Linked DNA regions of Homo sapiens: region 1 is linked to region 2. Evidence: chromatin contacts called from ENCODE POLR2A ChIA-PET data. All regions are on one chromosome and are shown on one strand. The core of a region is the stretch at or near the end of the contact, and the rest is flanking DNA. Distances in the headings are between cores, read along the strand shown.

Region 1 (6,051 bases), core at 2,784-5,283, 98 kb before region 2:
GAGCCACCAAAACCGGCCAAGACTTCTGATTAATTCAGAGAAGGCTATCAAACTGCATTTGATGAAATCTCAAAAACAATACCAAATAAATTGTGTTTAGTAGCTTTTACATATGGATGGAAATTTTCAGCAGATTTGTTTGAAGCTCTTCTGCTGCTCCTCTCAGACACCTAGCTGTAGTTTGAAGTAAATAATTCAAACAGGCCTGGACCAGTGGGTCACACCTGTAACCCCAACACTTTGGGAGGCTGAGGTGGGAGGATCACTTGAGCCCAGGAGTTCCAGACCAGCTTGGACAACAAGGCAAGACCCTTGTCTCTACAAAAAATTTAAAAATTAGCCGGGTGTGGCGGTGCGCCTGCAGGTGGGCGAATCCATTGAGCCCAGGAGGTCGAGGCTACAGTGAGTTCTGTTCGTGCCACTGTACTCCAGCCTAGACGACACAGAGAGACTCTGTCTCTAAATAAATAAATAAATAAATCCATCTCCAGGATCCTATTAGACAGCACAAAAGAACTTTGATATGCCTATTTCAAATTATAAAACATACACGCCACAAATTTTCTTCCTCTTATTTAGTAGTCAGTGGTATCATTACCGTAGGAACGCCGATTTTAAAGACTCTATTAAGCATAAATTATGTTAAGACAGAATCTATAACAAATTCTACGAATTCAAGAGACAGTTAACCTGGTCATTTCCAAGCCTCAAATTACAGCCTTGTCAGAATTCTATTGCTTGCTGGTACTTCAACACCCTCTAGATAAGTTTCATATACTGAGTTCCTAGGAGGACTCTGACACCAACTCACAGTTCCCACCGGGCAATGAGCTCGCCCTTTGTTAGGGGCCACGGAGCGGCTCCGCCCAGCGCGCTGCCCCGGCCCGACCCCGGGCTGGCGCGGTCAGTGGTGCACGCGCACCCGCCCCAAGTCAGCACCTTCCGAGAGCCATAGGGTCGTCGCGCGGCTCACCCCGCGATTGCGGCGTCCACGCTGGCCTCTAAGAGCCCCCGATGTGCTTTCTTCTCGAAAAAGCTCCCTTTTTAAAGCCTTGCACCTACAGGGACTCGGGGGTGCGTCACAAGACAATACGTCTAGGGAGGCGGCTAGGCGGGAGGCAATTCGTCTAGGGAGACCGCGCAGGCGGGAGGCAGAGGCAAGCCGCCCGGGTTCCCCGAATTTTGCACGCGGGGGAAGTTCATTACACAAGAGGGTTTTTTTTCGTTTTGGTTTGGCTTTTTGTATTTTGAAGAACCCATAACCCTGGTAATAATTTCCACCACACCCCTAAAGGACAAGAATGAGGGGAGGCACTGAACGAAGAGGAAGTGCGGTCCACTATGGTTACCACCGCCCAGCTCAATTCGGCAGAGGGAGAAGCAGCTGCGGCCTAGGCCCTCTGCACCCACGCACCGAGGCCGAGGCCAGGGCCCGCCCCGCCGGCCTGAGTGGAGGACTGTGGCGGGCACTAGGAGCCCCACCCCGTTCCAATGAAAATGACACCTTTTAAAACCATTTTGATTTTTTTTTTTTTTTTAAAGGCCGGGCGTGGCGGCTCACACCTGTAATCTCAGCACTTTGGAAGGCCCTGGCGGAAGGATCTCTTGACGTCAGGACTTCCAAAACAGTTGGGCAACACAGCAAGACCCCGTTCCCAGGCTGGGGGCAAAGCCGGGCTCGGTGGCTCACGCCTGTAATTCCAGCACTTTGGGAGGCCGAGGTGGGCGGATCACCTGAGCTCAGGAGTTCGAGACCAGCCTGACCAACATGGTGAAACCCATCTCTACTAAACATACAAAAATTACCCGAGCGTATTGGCGGGCGCCTGTAGTCCCAGCTACATGGGAGGCTGAGGCAGGAGAATCGCTTGAACCCGGGAGGCGAAGGTTGCAGTGAGCCGAGACTGCGCCACTGCACTACAGCCTGGATGACAAGAGACTCCCGTCTCAAAAAAAAAAAAAAAAAGACACCTTTCTTTGGGCTTAGTGAGCAAACATTCTACGCAGTGCCTAATATAAGCCGGCCCAGGCACCACCCAAGCCTTCGGCCAGGACTGTTTTCCCGTTTCGAGAAGGCTCCATCACACTCCACACGGGATCCAGTCAACAGCCGTTCCAAACATGGCGCGGGAAGGGGTGGAAGACAAGCCAGCGCGACGCCGTCCAGCCTCATCCCCGGGGCACAAAGGGGAGACTAATCTCCAGGAAACTCGGGGTACAGAATCGATAACCCCACAAGAAACTAGTTTCCGCGAGTGGGCCTTAAGGAAAAAGTAGGTCGGGCACAAGCGAGCTGTTCAGACGCACTTCACAGCAAAGACTCGCGGACAACACAGCGAGACGAAAACGGCCCCGTGCGCAGGCGCGCGGAAACACGACTAGCGCGCTTCGGGACGACCCCTCCCCCTTCCCTCAAAGGCCAAGGAAGTGGCTCCGACGCGCTTGCGCGAGGACGGAATGTTGAGGGGAGGGGGAATTCTTTCCCTTCATTGTCAGAGAGAACCGCCCCCGCACGGCGAGCGCGCGCGCGCTCACGCACCACTCTCACACTCCGGCGCGCCAAAGGCTTTCCGCTTGGCGTCTCGCGCATGCGCGGAGGGGGAAGCAGTGGCGAAATTGGATGCTTTTTGCTGAGTTTCTCAGAGAAGTTTCTGGAAAGATGGAGCCAAAGGGACGCTGGGGGGTGGGGAGCGCCAGGAAGCAAGCGTTTGAAAGAAAGCGAAAAAACCCAAGCGCACCGCGACACCTCCAACCTTCAAGCCACGGCCCAAGCAGAGCCCAAGGCCACTGAGACCCTCACGCCAGAGAAAAAGCACAGGGACCGCGGCAGCCGCTCCTCCCTCTGCCACTGCTCAGCCCCCGAGACTCCCCAGCACGGGGAGAGGGCAGGGGGTAGCCATGAGAAACCTAGAGCGCTCACTGGACTTTTGCGAGGTGGAAGGAAAGCCGAAACCCGCCCTTTGGAGCCGCCTGTGCGCACGGGCCCCGTCGAGTGGGCTCAGTACGTTAGGACTCAGCGTGGCCGCCAAAGCATTGGTTGGGGGCGTCTTTCACTAATTTTTCCTAGGTTTTCTCTTCTATCGGGCTCTGTGGTCCTTTCACCACCCATCTTCACTTTGGTGGCCTGACGCTAACGCTGCGAGTTGGGGAAACCGTAGTAACCCCGGGCCTGAGGGGCGTCCCGGGCGGCGGTGCTCCGTTTCTTCCAGCGGTTGCCCCTTTAAGAAAAAGCCCCCCGGAGAGGGGCCCGTGTGGCTGAGTAAAGGTGGCGTGCGCCCGCACAAAGGCGCCGCGTTGTTGGCGGGCTCCGGACCCTGTTGCCCCTGGGCGGGGCGGCGTGGGAAGACCGGGGCGCCTGGGCGGGGAGAACGACGTTGGCGCTAGCGGGGCAGGGCAGGGGGAGGGAGTCACGGGATTTAGCAGGTGCTTCTCCGCGACCGAGCGACTGCCATTTTGTGGTGCGGCCGCCGCCATTTCGCGCGGCCGAGGGGCGGGGTGTGGGCGGAGCGGCGGGCGCGCCCGGGCTGTCCCTCGGGGCGGCGGGCTAACGCGGCCGCTTTGTTCTTCGCTTCTCGGCTCGAGGCCCCAGTCTCGACCGCCGACCGCCTCGGAACCGGGCTGCATCCGAGCTGCCACGCGGCGTGTGAACCTTGAAGCGCGGCCGGGGAATCCGCAAGGCGCCGACTCTCTTCCTCCTTGCAAGCCCTTCGAAAGTGAGATTTCTCACCCCACCCTTGCAGGGTGGAGAGAACACGTTTCAAAAAGGGGATGCCTAGAACTCAGCCGTGGGAAGTGCCTGTCTAAAGCCTTGTGCTGGTGCCAGTAGCAAACCCGTGCGCGTGCTCGGCTTTGAGCGATCATGGAGCTCTGCAAATAGCTCAACTGCAGAGCGTGCCCCTTAGAGCTCCTGTGCTGCTGGGAGGCCTCATAAAGGTGCCAAAACCAGGTGTCCCCAGCGGTTGGCCTCTTTAAAAAGAAAAAAAAAAAAAGGCGGAGTGGGATGTCCTTGACGTGCTGAAAGACGGAGTAGAATGAGACGTTGGTTTTCATTGGCTGGCCATTAAGCACGCACTGCGCAACTGTTTTCCAGATACGGGTTTATAGCCCATTATTTATATCGGAGCCATAAACTTGAACAATAGATTGGAATATCTTATTTTTGCCTGTTGAGAATATCTCCCATTTAACTTCTTTTGAAAGTTCAGATGAGTATATAAATAATACATTGACCCAGTAGAATCTATTGTGTGCGTTCCAGCGTCATTTCAAAGAGCTATTGTTTTTCTGATTTCAAAAGAAATATTTAAATGTGAGTCTTTGTGTTTTAATGTTAACCTTGTGGTTCGAAATCAACAAAGCCAGGAAATTCAAGAGAACTGCTGCTAAATTTGTCTTCTTCCTTTGCTTTCGTACAAGGTTTTTTTGTTTAATTTTTTTTAAGTTTTTCTTCACAGCGTGAGTACATAGAAGAGCCAGCCCTTTATATTCTTACTATGTATAATTATAGGGAGTTATTTCAGTAACAGGAGGTAAAGCTCATAATGATAGGATGAAAAGGTAAAAGAACATCTGTTGAAGGAATCGATCAGGATTTGATGGCTTCCAGATGAAAGAAATATCTGAGAAGAGGCTTTTGGATTCCAAATAATTTAGTTTCATTATGACCAAAAGCACTGCATAGAGCTTTAAATTTTTATACCGTATCTTTTGACATCAACTATCCTTTTTTTTTTTTTTTTTTTAAGACAAGGTCTCTGTTTTTTGCAGTAACGAAATCACAGCTCACTGCAGCCTCGACCTCCCTGGACTCAGGTTATCCTCCCACCTCAGCCTCCTGAATAGCTGAGAATAGGCGCGAATCACCACGCTGGGCTTTTTTTTTTTTTTTTTTTTTTTTTTTTGAAGGAGGCTCGCTCTGTCACCCAGGCTTGAGTGCAGTGGATCTTGGCTCACTGCAACTTCCGCCTCGGGGAGTAGCTGGGACTACAGGCACGCCTCAGCACGCCCGGCGAATTTTTGTATTTTTAGTAGAGATGGGGTTTCACCATGTTGGCCAGCATGGTCTCCATCTCCTGACCAAGTGATCCGTCCGCCTCGACCTCCCAAAGTGCTGGGATTTCAGGCATAAGCCACCGTGCCTGGCGCTGGGCTAAGTTAACCTTTTGTAGTGACGGTTTCACCATGTTGCCCCGGCTGGTCTTGAGCGTCTAGGCTCAAGAGATCCTCTCAAAGTGTTGAGCTTACAGGCGTGAGTCACCGCGCCTGGCCTATCCTTCCTTTTGGCGGTGAGAGCTTACAGAATTTTTTTTTAAATGCTGTGTTTTTTTTCTTTTTTGTCTGCACAATGAAAATGAAATAGTGTAAAACTATTAGTTTTAGTGGAAATTTGGAATCTGTTACAGTAGCCTGATAACTCAGGTAAATTATTATGGCTCTAATTAGCTGGGCAGTTTAGATTCGAAGAATGATTGCCCAGCACTTGAACAGACTAGAAGGGTCTGTTTAAACACTCCTAATTCCTGGGGTTCATTTTTATTTATAAAACACATACTTTGGGCCAGGCGCAGTGGCTCACGCCTGTAATCCCAGCCCTTTGGGAAGCCAAGGCGGGCGGATCACGAGGTCAGGAGATCGAGCCCATCCTGGCTAACACGGTGAAACCCTGTCTCTACTAAAAAAAAAAATACAAAAATTAGCCGGGCTTGGGGGCGGGCGCCTGTAGTCCCAGCTACTCGGGAGGCTGAGGCAGGAGAATGGCATGAACCCCGGGAGGCGGTGCTTGCAGTGAGCCGAGATCGTGCCACTGCACTCCAGCCTGGGCGACAGAGCCCAAAACAGATGCTTTATACCTTTAACCATTACATTTAACACAGAAAGCACATACTTTTATTGTACAAAAAATGGCGTTGATTTGTATTTTCTTAAAGAGTGGGTGGTGGCTGGGCGCGGTGGCTCACGACTGTAATCCCAGCACTTTGGGAGGCCGAGGCAGGCGGATCACCTGAGGTCAGGAGTTGGAGACCAGCCTCAACATGGAGAAACCCGTCTCTA
Region 2 (6,708 bases), core at 1-2,500:
AGCTCTGCCAACTGGGCTCAAGTGATTCTCCTGCCTCAGCCTCCCCGGTAGCTGGGATTACAGGCATGCATCACCACGCCCAGCTAATTTTTGTACTTTTTAGCAGAGACAGGGTTTCACCATGTTGACCATGCTGGTCTCAAACTCCTGACCTCAGGTGATCTGCCCGCCTCGGCCTCCCAAAGTGCTGGGATTACAGGCGTGAGCCACTGCACCCAGCCAAGGGTAGCTTTCTTCAAAACATTTTTTAATTTTTTATTTGTTTTGGGTGGCCCTGAGGCCCCCCTGCAGAGTGCACACGAGGCGGAGGCCCTCAAGGGTAGCTTTTATTCTTATCGTACATGAGGCCATGCGGGAAGAGAAGTAACCAAGCCAGGATTTGAGCCAGCACATCTGACACCCTCTGCCCCCTCCCCTGGCTCAGGACCAGTGGGGCAGGGACCGCAGGGGAGCATGGATCAGAGCAAGGCCCTGGGCCAAGGGGCAGATTCCAGGCTTGGGCTAGGATGTTCCAGGGAGCAGCCCCACCCCGGCTGCCCCACCCCACCCAGGTCCACTGAGCCCTGCCTTTGGAGGCTGCAGGGCCCCTGTGGGAGCTGGGTCATGGGATGGTGGAGGGTGGACGATGGAGACAAGCCACTCACCAGGTAAGCAGGGCTCCCCACGAAGGCTCCCAGTGCCCCCGCCACGGCTCCCGCAACCACGGTGCCACCTGGTTGCTGCGTGAGGCCAGCCTGGCACGCCAGGCTGTAGCAGTAGAAACGAACGCCATTCATGAGGCCTTGGTACAGAAGGCCGGCAGCCAGCCCCTTCTGCAGGCCCCACAGCCCGTCTGCTCGGGCCACAGCAGCGACAGAGGCTATGAAGCCATGGTAGGGCCGTGGGTAGGTGCCCCGGGCCTGCAGCTCCCCCTGCAGCTGCAGCCGCGTCTTCACCACCTCCAGGGGGTTGGTGAAGACACAGGCCAGGCAGCAGGCAGAAGCACCCAGCACCAGGTCCACTGCTGGGGGCACCGTCTCCATGGCCTCCGGGCCAGTGGCCTTCTGTGCCCGGGTCAGGGGCACGGCACAGGCCCTGTGGTGGTGGCGTTTAGGCTGTCTGTAACCTCGCAGGGCTACGGGGCTGGGGTTTGCAGGGGACCGAGGCCATGTCTAGAGGGTAAGGGTCCTGGTCTGACAGGCCTGTGGCTGCCTGGTGTCCCTGGTCTATCTCAGCAGTCCACCTGCTCTGCTCAGCTGTTCCAGCGGTCTGCCGGAGCCTGGGACGCGCCTCCGCCAGCTGCGACCAATCCCAGCTGCCTCTGTGCCCACACCTGCCAGCCGAGGGCGGGCCTGGACCCTGGGATCTGGGGGAAAGGTCACTTGGGACTGGAGGGAGAGCGTGGATAGGGAGAAGGTGCCAACCAGCCCAGGCACCTCCTCCTGGCCTCCCTCTGGCCCTGGGCAAAGGGCTGGCACCCCTGCCTTGCCTCTGGCTTAGCCTGTCCAGCTTTGGCAGAGCCCTAGGCAGGGGGCAAGTGACTGGGAGGTCCCTGGCATGGGGTACACGGCCAACTCCGCCCCTGCCCCACCCTGCCCCTGATATGCCCCTGGTGACTGACTTCCCCTTTCCAGGACTCAAGTCTTCAGTCTGGCTCCCACCGTCTATAGGCCCATGCTCAGCAGGGTCAGAAGTAGAGAAGGGCTCTGGAGCCCTGGGGAGCTGATTGGAATCCCAGGTGTGGCTCTCATGTGTGACCCCTGGGCAAGTCACTTCCTCTCAGAGCTTCAGTTTCTCTCATTTGTAAAATGGAGATACTGACATCCACTCCAGAAGGTTCTGTGGAGGACTGGCGATGAGAAGAGTGTGCCTAGGTCAGTGCTGCACCCGATAAAGGCACCCGCATCGCCTGCTCGCCCCCACCCCCACTGCCTCTGGCTCCTATGCCCCCCTCGCTGCTCCCAGGACTTCAGGGCACCTGGGTGAGTAGGACTTGAGGAGTGACCTTGGCTGGTAAGGACTTGCTGCCAGGCCTGCCCTGGGATGCCCTTTGTGCCCGCTGAGAAGAGAACGCCACCTGGGCCAGCTGTCAGGTGTGTCTGCTCAGGCTGGGGCCGGTACCAACATGCCCACCTTGGCCTCTGCCCCCAGACAGCTCTCTCCTGCCAGGCCACCCTCAGTCACCCAAGGCCCAGTCCAAACTAGAGGCAGAACCACCCAAGTTGGAGTCCCACACCCACCTCCCAGGGCCCACCCCTTCCCTCCCAGGCCCTTGAGGCAGCAATGCTGAGTGGCTTGAGGGCCTCAGGCTCCCGGCCTGGCAGGGTTGTCACCCTCTGGCCAGCCCTGGAGGGGACGGCGCAGCAAGAGGCAGCGAGGACAGCTTGGATTCTCCTGGGTTTGGGCACTCACCCCCGGGGCTGTGGAGGCAGGAGCGTCCTGCCCCGGGGTGGGCTGCAGATGGTGGGCGGCGGTGCAGACGTGCCCTGGGGCTTGAGCTGGTGGCTGCTCCTCCCCTGGCTGCTGCAGCAAACAGGAACAGGACGGAGGGCAAAGGTCGGGCCGAGAAACTCCCAGGGCCTGAGGGTCTGCAGACGGTGAGTCCGCCCGGCAGCGGTGGCTGATCTGGTTCTGCATGTCCCGTGTGTCCCTTGTGTCAGGCACAGGGCAGATGATGGAGGAAGGTTTGCAGAAAAGGGCCCAAGGGATTTGGAGAGCTCCCTTCCCCTACCCTGCTCAAAAAGGGCCAGTGACAAGCCTTGGCAATATAACATGTCTATTTTATTTTAAAAAACAAAACCCAAACCACCTGACCCCTTCCCCAGGAGGCTCTTGACGAAACTCTAGGGAAGGGCCTGGCTCCAGCCAAGCAGGGGACAGTCAGAAGATGTCAACATGGATGCCAGGCTGGTGGGCTCCGCCCTTCTCCAAGCCCCCCATCCACCCCCTTTGCTCCTCGGTGCTACAGGCACTGCCGGGTTGAGGGGACAGGCAGGGCAGGACTGTGGGCATGCAGAGCCTCCTGGCAGCCAGGGAGGGCTGCCCGCCCCCCTGCATCTGGCGAGGCAGGCAGCTGTGTGCGCAGTGATGGAGCTAGGAGGAGGAAACATGCGCAGACACCCCGTGTTCCCGCTTCCCCACGTGGCCAGGAGAGTGTTCAAACACGAACAAGGATGGCTGGGCACTCAGGGCCCCAGCCCCCAACCCAGGAGAGGAAGAGGGGGGTCCCGCCCTCCTGGTTCTTTTGTTCGTCCTTAGATGGATGGTGTTCTCGGTGCCACTCGGCAGAAATTCTGCAGACTGAGGCGGAGGCCCGGGAGGAGGGCGTGCATCCGCAGAGCCCACAGGGCTCGGACCCTCTGCCCCCAGCGACCTCCATTCGCTACCTGTCGGGCAGGATGCCCAGGGGTGCCGGGCACCTGATCTGGATCCCTGGAGTGGAGGGACCCTGTCTTAAGCCACACTCGGTGGTTCTGCCGCCCAGGGCAGGGGTGGACTGTAGGCTCCCGACAGCATGACAACAGCCGTGACAGTGTGCCTGCCGGCTGGCGTGCCTTCCTTTCCTGCCCACCAGGGACGCCAACCAGCTCTGCCTCAGCACCAGGGGTCTCGGGAGGCTCGGCCGCGGCAGAGACTGTCGCTCCGCTGCCAGGCGCTGTGGATGAGGCTCAAGGCATCCTCGAATTTCTTCTTGTTGGAGGCTTCCTGGATCGCCGTGTGGGGGAGGTCCACCTGTGTTGGGGCGTGCAGAGAACAGATGAGGGCCACTGAGGGCCACAGGAGTCTTCAGGGCTTGTGGGCACCAGGCCTGCCTCTGCCTTGGCCACGGAGCCCCTGTCAGGCCCTCCCCATCTCTCCCTGGGAACATCTTCCACGCTGCTAGTTTCTCCCGCTCTTCCAGGGGCTTGAGCTGAGGATGGGGTGGTGCCCCCCGAGCTCCCTCTTTCCTGGGAAGGCCCCAGCTCTCAGGATGGCCCAGCGAGGCAGGCGCTGCACTCTGTTTGGCTCTGCAGGGAGGTGTCTGTCCTGAGCTGTTCTCTGCCTCTAACTAGTCCAGGCTTCCACGGGGCTAGAGCGTAGCATGTGCTCAAAACCCGCTTGTGCAGGGCTCTCATGAGCACGCTCCCACACTGGCACTCAGCCTGGAGGGCAAGGAAGAGGGTACTGCCAATATTGTGTCCCCCCATCTGAGCACAGCTGGAGGTCCACCACAATTCGTGCTGTTTGATTGGAACTGAGGTCAGGAATTAAGCTTCTTGGGTTCTGTTTTCAGCTTTGGCCTCAGACTCACTGGGAGTCAGGGTTTTGTCCTTTTGATTCTAAGTTTTTGTGCCTGTCAGGTGTGTCTGCTCAGTCTGGGGCTGGCACCAACATGCCCACCTTGGCCTCTGCCCCCAGACAGCTCTCTCCTGCCAGGCCACCCTCAATCACCCAAGGCCCAGTCCAAACCAGAGGCAGAACCACCGGGGCTGGAGTCCCACACCCACCTCCCAGGGCCCACCCCTTCCCTCCCAGGCCCTTGAGGCAGCAATGCTGAGTGGCTTGAGGGCCTCGGGCTCCCAGCCTGGCAGGCTTGTGCGCAGCAAGAGACGGCAAGGACAGTGAGGACTCTTCTGGGTTTGTTTTAAGAGCAGCAGGCACTCACCCCCGGGGCTGAGGCAGGAGCGCCCTGGTACATGGCTGTGCCCAGGACCCTGGAGGCAGGGCCAAGTCCTGGGAGCAGCAGGGGTTCCTCTCCCCGGGGAGTGGCTCCCACTCCACAGGGTCCCTGGCTAATGGGTTTCCTGGGCAGCTGGGTACCTGATAGATGGTTTTCCACCCAGAGTTCAGTGCAGACAGCAATCGGTCCAGTTCAGAAGTGCAGCTCAGGTAGATGACCCAGGGCGGGAGGAGCTGCTGGCTGTCCTGGGAGAACTCCTAGGGAGAGCCAGGCCCCCGGGTGAGCAGCCAGAGCTTTCCTTCTGCAGGCCTTGCAGCCCCGCCCCCACTCAAAGCTCACCAAGACGCAGTACTCCTTGCCCGGCTCGGTGGAGACGGCGCTGATGTCGCCCAGCTTGGCTGTGCCCAAAGAGCGGAAGAAGCTGGTCTGGCAATCCTCATGGCACGTAAAGAGGCGGTCATCCGTGAGGACCAGGCAGCAGGGTATGCAGGGGCTGGGAGCTACGCCCTGGGGGATGACCTGGCAGCGGGGCAGGGGAGAGGCAGGCTGGGGCCTCCAGGGCTGGTCTGCACCAGAAGTCCACACTCCAGGGGACCAGCCAGCCCTTCTGCTCTCCCTCCAGGGATCTCCCTCCAGGGATCGGGAGCAGAGGCGGGGATGGGGGTGATGCCTCTGAGCTCCAGGGTCCATTCCTGGGCTGCCCCCTGGAGGTCCGTCTTGGCCCTCAGGTTGCTCTGTGACTATGGGTTTAGGGATGGGACCCTGGGGGTCTGGGTGGGTCAGGCAAGCCAGGTGAGCGGTAGGGGCAGGCGAAGCTCACCCCTTTGGACACAGCCTGGCAGAGATGCTGCATCCACTCGGCCATCTCGGCCTCGCTCTCGGCACTTAGCTCCAGGCAGGGCCGGTCGGAGAGAATGACCTGGAAGGCGTGGGGCCGATCCGTGGTGTTGGCTCTCCGGCAGCCACCGCACTGCTCCCCCCTGGGCCAGAGGAGGAGGGTGAAACGGGAGCGAGGAGGCAAGGGCAGCACGGGGCGACAGCCCCCAGGGTTGGTGCGGGGTGTGCGGCACAGGGTCTGCCCCACCGTCTTGGGGGCTGGAGGATACCAGAGGGTTCTCCAGGCCCCTCCAGCTCCCAGGAGAGGTCTGGGAGCCCCACCCACCGCCTTGCTGTGCGATGCCTTTCACCTCCAGGATGCCCAAGATCCTCTAGATACCCAAGCATGGCCAGGAGGGGTTGGGAATCAGCTGTCCCACTGGCCCTCTGAGAATCGGCCGCATTCATTCACGCATGCTTCCTCTTGAGGGCCTGCTGTTCCTCCCAAATACCCGAACGTCCATCTCCCATCAGGCCGGGAGCTTCTGGGGAAGGGCCTGCCTCCCCCATCAGACTGGACCTGTTCTAAGCCAGGAGCTCCTTGCTGCCTCCCTCCTCCCCTCCTGTGGGCTCCTTGCAGCCCTCAGAGCGTGGAAGCCCCAGGCCACCTGTCAGGGCCGCTGGATGGGGTGGGGTTGAGGGCGAGGCTGAACTGCCAACAGGGGCAGCCATCTCAAACCAGGGAAACGGCAGCTCTGGGCCCCAGGATACACCCGCTTCTCCCGGGACACTTACCCCATGTTCACCGAGAGCAGAGGGATGACGTCGGTGCGGTCCGGGTACTGGTAGAGGATCCCGTTGCTGCAGGGGCACAACACAGGGCGAGTGAGGCCTGTCCCAGGAACTGGGGCCAGGCGGAGCCCAGGTCCCAGGGTTCCCCTCCCACGCACATGCTGCGGCCATGAACCTGAGGCAAAGGACACCAGGGGCTGTCATCTACGGAAGGCAGGGTGAAGAAGGGCCTGGGGGCCCAGCAGGGAATGTGGCCACCTCAGCAGACCTGGGGCGCAGCTCAAGGTTCATCGGGGGACCAAGCCTGCATCCTCCCCTGAGGCACTCAGGGATTCCTGGGGCCCCAAAGATGACTGGCTCTACAGAGAAGCTCTAACAGCCTGAGCTAAGTCAACTCCAAGCTCTGGTAGGGAAGGGAGGCGTCCTCTCCTCAGGCTGCTCCCTCAGTGACCTGCTGCGGA

What was found. ChIA-PET counts read pairs that join two places held with the same protein, here RNA polymerase II (POLR2A).
Region 1: POLR2A ChIA-PET joins it to region 2 with 16 read pairs in PC-9. The contact joins the enhancer-like site here to the promoter of SLC25A34 in region 2. POLR2A ChIA-PET finds 5 or more read pairs at or near these places in 5 of 52 experiments (B cell, OCI-LY7, PC-9 and 2 more).

Annotation. Positions count from the first base shown.
Region 1 is chr1:15,832,398-15,838,448 of GRCh38, reverse strand. SPEN-AS1 (SPEN antisense RNA 1) reads left to right here. Exons shown (of 2, transcript NR_024279.1): 2 at 1,543-4,234. Among named protein-coding and RNA genes, the nearest start is that of SPEN, 12 kb to the left of the region's middle. RefSeq lists silencers at 811-880, 901-1,195, 3,351-3,580 and enhancers at 2,281-2,330, 2,561-2,610, 2,801-2,910, 2,476-3,461. Within about 2 kb of position 4,033, at least 41 of the 41 ENCODE cell types and tissues checked have a DNase peak (open chromatin) inside an H3K27ac peak, as active enhancers do; they include B cell, OCI-LY7 and PC-9, where a contact is called at or near this core.
Region 2 is chr1:15,730,800-15,737,507 of GRCh38, reverse strand. SLC25A34 (solute carrier family 25 member 34) reads right to left here and starts at 1,250. Exons shown (of 5, transcript NM_207348.3): 1 at 645-1,250. The coding sequence starts at 1,022. PLEKHM2 (pleckstrin homology and RUN domain containing M2) reads right to left here. Exons shown (of 20, transcript NM_015164.4): 16 at 6,251-6,316; 17 at 5,460-5,619; 18 at 4,979-5,158; 19 at 4,780-4,896; 20 at 2,739-3,711. The coding sequence ends at 3,574. RefSeq lists enhancers at 1,384-2,150, 2,151-2,916.